2 separate regions of the Homo sapiens genome follow, and region 2 is linked to region 1. Evidence: read pairs that join two places in POLR2A ChIA-PET (ENCODE). Cell type or tissue: Panc1. All regions are shown on one strand. Each heading gives the region's core, and the rest is flanking DNA. Links, peaks and the distances in the headings are about the cores only. Region 1 overlaps CCDC186 (coiled-coil domain containing 186). Region 2 has its middle 29 kb from the start of MIR4483.

Region 1 (4,397 bases), core at 303-4,302:
ATTCTTTTGTTTATGCTGCTTTCAAGGTGTTTTTGGAGAATACAAACTCTTTTGATGTAGGTACTTTTCCTACAAAGGACAATAAACCATTATATTGAAGAACAGGAGTGGTCTCAAGTTCAGTTTGCTTAATGGATATTACTTGAGAAGTGTACAACTGGTATTATTTAAGAATGGTATGGGCTGGGCGCAGGGGCTCATGCCTGTAATCCCAGCACTTTGGGAGGCTGAGGCTGGTGGATTGCTTGAGGTCAGGAGTTCCAGAGAGCCTGGCCAACATGGTGAAACCCCATCTTTACTAAAAATACAAAAATTAGCTGGGTGTGATGGCACAACCCTGTAATCCCAGCTACTTGGGAGGCTGAGCGGGAGAATCGCTGGAACCCAGGAGGCAGAGGTTGCAGTGAGCTAAGATGGCACCACTGCATTCCAGCCTGGGTGACAGAGTGAGACTCCATTTTTAAGAAAAAAAAAAAAAAAAAAAAAAAAGAATGGTACTACAGTTTATAATTTAAAAATTTATAGTCTGTGAATGAAGCCAAATTTCTCTTAATATACTTAAAACACTTCTGCATTTCTTACTTAGCTTCTGATGGAGCCCTGGCAAACCTTAAAGTTAAAATACTGTAACATTAAATACTGTAGAATTCATAATACTGTAGTGTTTATTGGCAGTAAAACACGAAGAATAAAATGAGGATTTCTGTTTTATTCACTGCCATGTTCCCAACACCTAGAATACATATTAATAGATGCTCAATATGTATTTGGTAAAAATGAACATCTAGTTTGGAAATGTATCTCTTAGTACCTTTGCATGAGACTAGTTTGTTTGATAACCTGTTACTGAATATCTGTGAGTTTGTAATCGCCTGACAGGTTCTTGCCTGCTGCACAGATAGAGGCAGTTTACTGAGACAGCAGTATTGCAATAGAGAAAGTTTTAAGAAATGCAGAGGCAGCCAAGTAGTAGTAAGAAGTTAATTACTCAAACCAATCTCCCTGAAAATTAGGAGACTAGGGTTTTTTAAGGATAATTTGGTGGGCAGGGGGCTAGGGAATGGGGAATGCTGATTGGTTGGGTCGGGGATGACTCATAAGGGGTTGAGGCTGTCTTCTTGTGCCAAGTCACAAGACCAGTCGAGCCAGTTTAGTGGTCCAGGTGGCAGGCATCAGCTGGTCCATCAAAATGCAGGGTCTGAAAAATACCTTGAACCAATCTTAGATTTTACAATAGTGATGTTATATATAGGGGCAATATTTGCAGTTTATCAAACCTAAATTTTTTGTTGTTTATACTGCTAATTAGAAAAACAGGAAATGGAACCAGAAGACAGTGTTTTCATTTACGTGGCTCTTGTATGGAAATAATTTTGTAGAAATGTGAGTTCTTTCATTAAAAAATAAGTTCCAGAGTGGGTAATGGTTGACTTTAAGGCAAGTAAAAAATTGTTTCTTGACCAGTTGCCTACAGCTGATGAGCTCCAGTAAGAGCGAAACCAGTTCTCACCCACTGAAATGATTTCGAAGTGTGAATTGGTCCTGTAGTACTGTGTCAGAAACAGAAACAACTCTAAGGGAGAAAAAGTATTTGAGTTAAAAGGAATTTTGTGACTGTACTGTATTATAGTATTTCTCCTAATGAGTAAGAGTTGCTAAAAGGTATTATAATCTATAATTGTAATTACTATATATATATATGAGTGTAAATTTGCTTTGTACAAGCATTTCTTTTTCTTAGAGAACGAGTCTCACTCTTGCTCAGGCTGGAGTACAGTGGTGCCATCATAGCTCATTGCAGCTTTGAACTCCTGGACTCAAGTGATCCTCCCATCTCAGCTTTCTGAGTAGCTGGGACTACAGGTGCATGCCACCATGCCCAGCTAACTTTAACAATTTTTTTTTTTTTTTTTTTTTTTTTTTTACGGAGATTAGGTCTTGTTATGTTGCCCAGGCTGGTCTCAAACTCCTGGGCGCAATAAATCCTTCCACATCAGCCTTCCAAAGTGTTGGGATTACATGCTGCACCCCCAGTGTATCAGCACTTCTTAAATTAAAATAATCTTGCCAACTAATGTCTTGTTTTACATCCTTCCCCTTTAGTCTACTACTTGCCATTCTATCCTTAGTAGCCTCGATGACGGCTCCCCTTTTACCCCATACCTCTCTCCCCCAAAAAAGCTTGGACAGCAACCAAATTGGCTTGTATCAGTATTGTCAACTGGAGGCCTACATGAGGACTCAGCTTACTGTTTTTCTTCTGGTTAATTGTGGACATAATCAAGTTCATTGCTTTTTCTCCCCATCTGCTACCACTCTTGTGCAGCTATTTATGGTGATGGCTTTGTTACGTATATACACATAGACCATTGTTAATCCCCTCCTTTTCCTTTGGCTGCCAAACAGTATTCATTTGAACATCATCAGAAGGTGTGCAAGCACTTTGGGAGGCCGAGGCGGGTGGATCACGAGGTCCAGAGATTGAGACCATCCTGGCCAACATGGTGAAACCCCGTCTACACTGAAAATACAAAAATTAGCTGGGCATGGTGGCTCGTGCCTGTAATCCCAGCTACTTGGGAGGCTGAGGCAGGAGAATAGCTTGAACCAGGGAGTCAGAGGTTGCAGTGAGCCGAGATCGCGCCATTGCACTCCAGCTTGGCAACAGAGCGAGACTCCATCTTTAAAAAAAAAAAAAAAAAAAAAAACCAGCTTGCAAGCTAAGTAGTTATCACATGCCAATTTACATGATTTTTCTTAAAGTCATGAGCATATTGCTGACAGAAGTTACAGAAAGTACTTGCCTTTTGAGGTTAATCTGAGTCTTCCTTAATTTACAGGAGGAGGATATGTAAAACATTCTAAGCTTAGGTAACCAAATAAACAGCTTTTTAAATCTAGATGAATATCCAGCAGGATGACACGTTTTTGTTGTTCTATACTGTCTTCCACATTGTCATCTTACAACCTGTTTTCCATCCACTGAATGCTGTTTGCTCCCTAGATCACTGTGTAAACCCAGTTGACCCCACCTTCATTTGTATAGCCACTGAAGAGCATTTGCAAAAATGCGTGTAAATGTAGTAGAGAATATGTTTGTTAGATTTATTATTACTGTCATATTGCATGAGACTTAAGAGTTTGATTCAGTTCAGAGGGAGGTTCCATCTTCGTGCAAGTACAAAGATCATTTAAAAGGCTAAATGCTGCCTCTTCAAAAAGGTCACAAGAAAGGCTCTATGTGCTTGATGAGTGTAAATGCAGTGTTTTTAAATTTACCCTGAGAGACTATTTTTGTACTTGTGATGAGAGAAAATTTGGAGGAAGATGTGACATTAGAATTGGTCCTTTAAACATAGACTTCAGATAGACCTAAGGGAAGAACATTCTAGTTGAGAACAAAGCCATTGAAATGTTAATACGCAAGTTGGGGGAATCTTTGAGTTAGACTGGTTGGGCTAGTAAAGTATGATGGAGTGCCAGGATTTCAGGAATGTGTTGAGAGATAAGAATGGAAAAGTAGTACAACTGGTTTACTGAGGAATCTTAAATCTGGGTATAAACGTGAAATGGTTTTATTTTTTCCTTACTGGGTCTCCAGTCATACAGTGTAAAACACTCCTAACCTCTGTACTTTCCTCTGCAGTGCAGTCCTTTAAGAATCCCTTGGTCCGATGTAACTTTGCCGCCACTTTTGGTTACTACAAAAAACTTATTCCAGAAATTAAGACAGGTTCTAGCCATTAAAAAAAAAATGAAGTCACAAACTCATTGTTTTCTCTGAAGAAAAGTTGAAGCTGTTCCCAGCTGCTTGGCATGAAGAGGTATAATTTGACTCAAAGATGTGCTCCCTCTCCTTACTTTTTTTTTTTTTGAGACAAAGTGTCTCGCTCTGTTGCCCAGGCTGGAGTGCAATGGCACGATCTTGGCCCACTACAACCTCCGCCTCCTGGGTTCAAGCGATTCTCCTGTCTCAGCCTCCCGAGTAGCTGGGATTACAGGCACCCACCATAATGCCCGGCTAATTTTTTTTTGAGACAGAGTCTCGCTCCGTCGCCCAGGCTGGAGTGCAGTGGCGCAATCTTGGCTCACTGCAACCTCTGCCTTCCGGGTTCAAGCAGTTCTCTGCCTCAGCTCCCCGAGTAGCTGGGATTTCAGGCGGCTGCCACCACGCCCAGCTAATTTTGTATTTTTAGTAGAGACAGGGTTTCGTCGTCTTGGCCAGGTTGGTCTTGAACTCCTGACCTTGTGATCTGCCCTCCTTGGCCTCCCAAAGTACTGGGATTACAGGCGTGAGCCACCACGCCCAGCCCACAAGTTATATCTTAAAGTGAGTTACTTTGGGTGAGGTAATGTAGGTGGCAGTGCCTCTGTTTGAGAATTATTTTATTTTGTCC
Region 2 (4,397 bases), core at 193-4,192, 360 kb after region 1:
TCCTTCAAAAGCACTGCTCCCTTCCTAGGCTATGAGTTATACTCTGGGTGCTAATCCTGATAATCAGTTCCTAGAGGATACTACTGGGGCTGCCTGAGAATCTTGTGGCAGCCTCTTCCTTAGCTCCTGTGTGTGATGGCTTTGAACTTGTTTGAATGTAGTGGCACTCCACGGACTGCCACCTGTTTGCCTGTTCCTGTTATGGTGTATGGAGTGGGATAGAGAGCAATGCTCCTTTGCTAGGATCCAAGCAATGGTGCATTCCTGAATTTCTCCACTATTTTACGTCATGCCTATCAGATTCGTCTTGAAAAATAAGAAAGGTGATTTATTCCCAGCCAATTCCAGGACTCTGCAGAGAGTGGTCTCTTAAGTTCTGAGTCCTACCTTTAAGTTCTGCTAGCAGTAGAGACGTACCTACCTCATCTTCTTAAGAGTTTTGTGGCAGACTTCACTTCAGCCTCTGAAAAAGGAGATTGGATAAGGAGAGGAGAAAATAACATTTGCCCAAATGAACCAAAAAAGAAGAAGGAGGAAGAAAGGAAGAAGAAAGGGAAGAAGAGGAAGAAGAGGGGGATAAGGGAGATGAGGAAGAGAAGGCAAAAGAAAAGGAAGAAGAAGAGGACAAGAAGAACAAGACGGTAGAGTGTGAAATAAGGCTACTTTTTTGAAACAAAACATTTGCCTTTCTCTCTTCCCAAGGCATCTAAAACCACTTATTGTAGAATATTCAGTTCACTCACAGAAGGACTTGTGTGGGTTTCTTTCTGAGCTCAGACCGAAATTACCCTTGATGGCAGCTGGACAATTAGGTGAGAATACCTGAAACCACTCATCTTCATTCTAAGGTTTCTCAGAGCATAGTCTGTGAGTCTTTCTCAGAATTACCTAGGGCCCTAGCTTTAAAAAAAATAGACAAATTCCTGAGCCGAAATCAGCATCTCTAGGAGTGGGACCTGGGAATTTGTAATCTGCAGGGCTTTTTTGCTTTTGTTTGAAAGAGACAAGGCCTTCAGATGTTTCTTGATGCCAACAAAAAATTCGAGAATCTGCTTTAATCCGTAGGTCCCAGAACTCTGTTTTTCTCCCTGTAAAAGATAAAATTTAGTTCTGCTTAATTCGGCAAGACTTAAAAAAAAAAAAAGAAAAAGAAAAGAAAAAGAAAAAAACACAGAAAATTTAGCAGTTTTTTTTTTAGCACCTGAATCATCAGGCAAGAAATGTGGGTGTTGCTTAGCTCTAAGCCTCCTGAAATATTAAAGAAATATGTATGTGCAAATACCGAAAGAGGAAAAAGCTTCTGCATTGCTACGCCACAGACAGCATAAAAGATACCAGCATAACAGGTCTCTAAAGAATAAGATTTGGGAGCCTCATCTGCTGGGAGCTTAAGAATATAAACATGTATAAATAAGATGATATACCTGAAACAAAGTTTTAATAAGGAATTAAAACTGGAGTGCAGTGGCGCGATCTCAGCTCACTGTAACCTCTGCCTCCTGGGTTCAAGTGATTCTCCTGCGTCAGCCTCCCGAGTAGCTGGAACTACAGGTGCACACCACCATACCCAGCTAATTTTTGTATTTTTAGTAGAAACGGGGTTTCACCATGTTGACCAGGATGGTCTCAATCTCTTGACCTTGTGATCCACCCGCCTTGGCCTCCCAAAGTGCTGGCATTATAGGCGTGAGCCACCGCACCTGGCCTATTTATTTATTTTTAAGATGAAGTCTCGCTCTGCCACCTAGATCGGAGTGCAGTGGCATGATCTCGGCTTACTGCAACCTCATCCTCCCAGGTCAAGCGATTCTTGTGCCTCAGCCTCCTGAGTAGCTGGGACTACAGGCACGCGCCACCATGCCCAGCTAATTTTTGTGTTTTTAGTAGAAATGGGGTTTCACCATGTTGGCCAGGCTGGTCTTGAACTCCTGACTTTAAGTGATCTGCCCTCTTCTGCCTCCCAAAGTGCTGGGATTACAGGCCTGAGCCACTGTGTCCGGCCACAGCCAACTTTTAATAGTATTAATAGTATTATGAGGTGGAAAGACATTGAGATTTAGTGCCCAGCCAGGTGGCTGGCATAGCCTCGTCATGGAACCCATGCTGCTGGGTTTTCTCTCCTGTGGCTTAATATGCAGGAGCTCCTAGAAGATGATCATAAATGACCCACACAGGGGAGGGGAGGGAAGGAAGCATCAGGGGAGAGGACCATCCAGCTAACAATGTGGTGAAAGATAAAATATCACCAAACACACCTGAAAACCTGGCATCTGAGAATAACCCAAGGCAAAAAAGAAACAAACAAAAAAGCTCCTGTGTTTTCTATTTTATATTCCTTTTTTTTTTTTGGTATGGGTTGAGGGTCTTGCTCTGTTGCCCAGGCTAAAGTTCAGTGGTGCGATGATGGCTCACTGCAGCCCCCAGTTCATGGGCTCAAGCCGTCTTCCTGCTTCAGCCTCTTGAGTAGCTGGAACCACAGGCGTGCACCCCCACGCTCAGCTAATTTTTGTATTTTTTGTAGAGATGGGGGTCTTGCTATGTTGCCCAGGCTTGTCTCAAACTTCTGAGCTCAAGTGATCTTTCTGCTTCAGCTTCCCAAAGTGCTGGGATGACAGGCATGAGCTACAGCACCCAGCCTATTTTATACTCCTTAATCACCTGTTAGACTTCATTTTTCATGGGTGGGAGTAGAAGACTCGTATTTATTTAAACTTAAACCAAACTGCAGTTTATCAAAAATAAGCTGTTTTAAATAAATAATTGAGATGAATGATTAAAAACTTAAGACAGCTCTCTGCTTTTTATTTATAAAGGTTTATGTTGCTAAACTGTTTTCCATTATTACTCAATCCTAATAAGTTTTGGGAAATAGTGCTCACCTCTTGGCCCCATACATGTATTTTTGTTTTGCATTTTGGTTTTTCTAAAGAGGCAATAAATGAGAAAGATCTAGCTGGCAAAGGCAGAGGAAGAAAAAGCTGGAAAGGAAGAGGGAACAGCATGTACAAACAGCTTGCTGTGGGGGAAAAAAGCTTGAAGCATTTGAGGTACAAACGGAAACCAGTATGGGTGGAGTGTGGGCGCTCTGGAGACAGTGACGATGCTGGAAGCGATGTTATTGTACAGGACCTGGCTGACTATAGCAAAGAAGTTGAGTTTTATGCTAAGGGTGATAGAGTGCTAACAGAATACACTGGGAGTAACCTGATCCACATATTCCAGATACAAACTTGTTTCTCAAAATTTGCAATAAAGAAAAATAGAATAAGGCCAGTGCAGTGGCTCACGCCTGTAATCCCAGCACTTTGGGAGGCCGAGATGTGTGGATCACTTGAACCCAGGAGTTCAAGTCCAGCCTGGCCAACATGGTGAAAACCTGTTTCTATAAAAATGTAAAAATTAACTGGGCATGGTGGCACATGCCTGTAATCCCAGCTACTCAGGAGGTTGAGGTGGGAGAATTGCTTGAACCTGGGAGGCAGAGGTTGCGGTGAGCTTAGGTTGTGCCATCACACTCCAGCCTGGGTGACAGAGCAAGACCCTGTCTCAAAATAAAATAAAAAGAATAAGAGGAAAATGTAATAGTCCCTATTTTGTTGTTATCTTGATTTTTAGGGTTGGTTGACTCTTTGTTGCTACTAATTGAGTAGACCTTGTATTATTTTGAAATAAATGAATTCTTAAAGCAATGACCACACTTTGGGAATAACTGAAAAGGTAGCCAGCAACTAGCCCAGGACCCCAAGTCATAGGAGATGCTTGCTGACTGCTTATGGCTAACGAAGATCATACTTCAGTCTGGGAAGGAGACATTCAGATAATAAATGTCAATCAGCAATGTCTGTAAAACATTATCAAAAGAAATGCATGAGGAGGAAAATATGACTCCAATGAATGGAAACAACGGAAAATGTTGTCATAAAATAGCTACAGAATTTCGGAGTGGTTAACTACATGTTTGTTTGTTTTTTTATATACTCTCTGCCCAAAATTGTTGATGCTCAGGATCCTAAAGAAAGCTAAGTAAAAATTTTCCAACTAGGCTAGCCTCTAAATTCATGCAGTGTAAAAATGACCTTTGATGGTAACACTGAGGGATGTGATTTCAATTTCAACACTATACATTTCCAAAGGATTAGAGATGTCCCTCTGACATTCCCCATGTCCTCGAATAAGCCATTTGGATATATCATTGACTCAAAAACTTATTTAAAACTTTCTTAAACTCATCTGTTTTCAACCTGCACCTCCCCATGGAATGAGGAGTTTCTCGATTTTTTTTTTTTTTTTTAGAAATTCAGAAATTTGTTTATCCTAAATTCACTTCTTTCAAATTACACTTTCAAAATATCACTAGTGCTCTACTGTGTCTCTACCCAATCTCAGTGTCTCAGTGT

The links. Peaks named below come from ENCODE experiments on the same cell type or tissue, not always from the same donor. Only the 100,000 strongest peaks of a DNase experiment are listed, where the experiment ranks them.
Region 2: POLR2A ChIA-PET joins it to region 1 with 6 read pairs; 3 of 35 experiments call an interaction of 5 or more read pairs at or near these places.

What each region holds. Positions count from the first base shown.
Region 1 is chr10:114,165,327-114,169,723 of GRCh38, reverse strand. All of the region lies in intron 1 of CCDC186 (coiled-coil domain containing 186), which reads left to right. Among named protein-coding and RNA genes, the nearest start is that of MIR2110, 6.7 kb to the left of the region's middle. In Panc1, for the core only: no CTCF peak of the experiment used is centred there; no DNase peak of the experiment used is centred there; H3K27ac peaks cover 1,051 bases.
Region 2 is chr10:113,804,777-113,809,173 of GRCh38, reverse strand. No RefSeq gene overlaps it. Among named protein-coding and RNA genes, the nearest start is that of MIR4483, 29 kb to the right of the region's middle. In Panc1, for the core only: no CTCF peak of the experiment used is centred there; no DNase peak of the experiment used is centred there; H3K27me3 peaks cover 654 bases.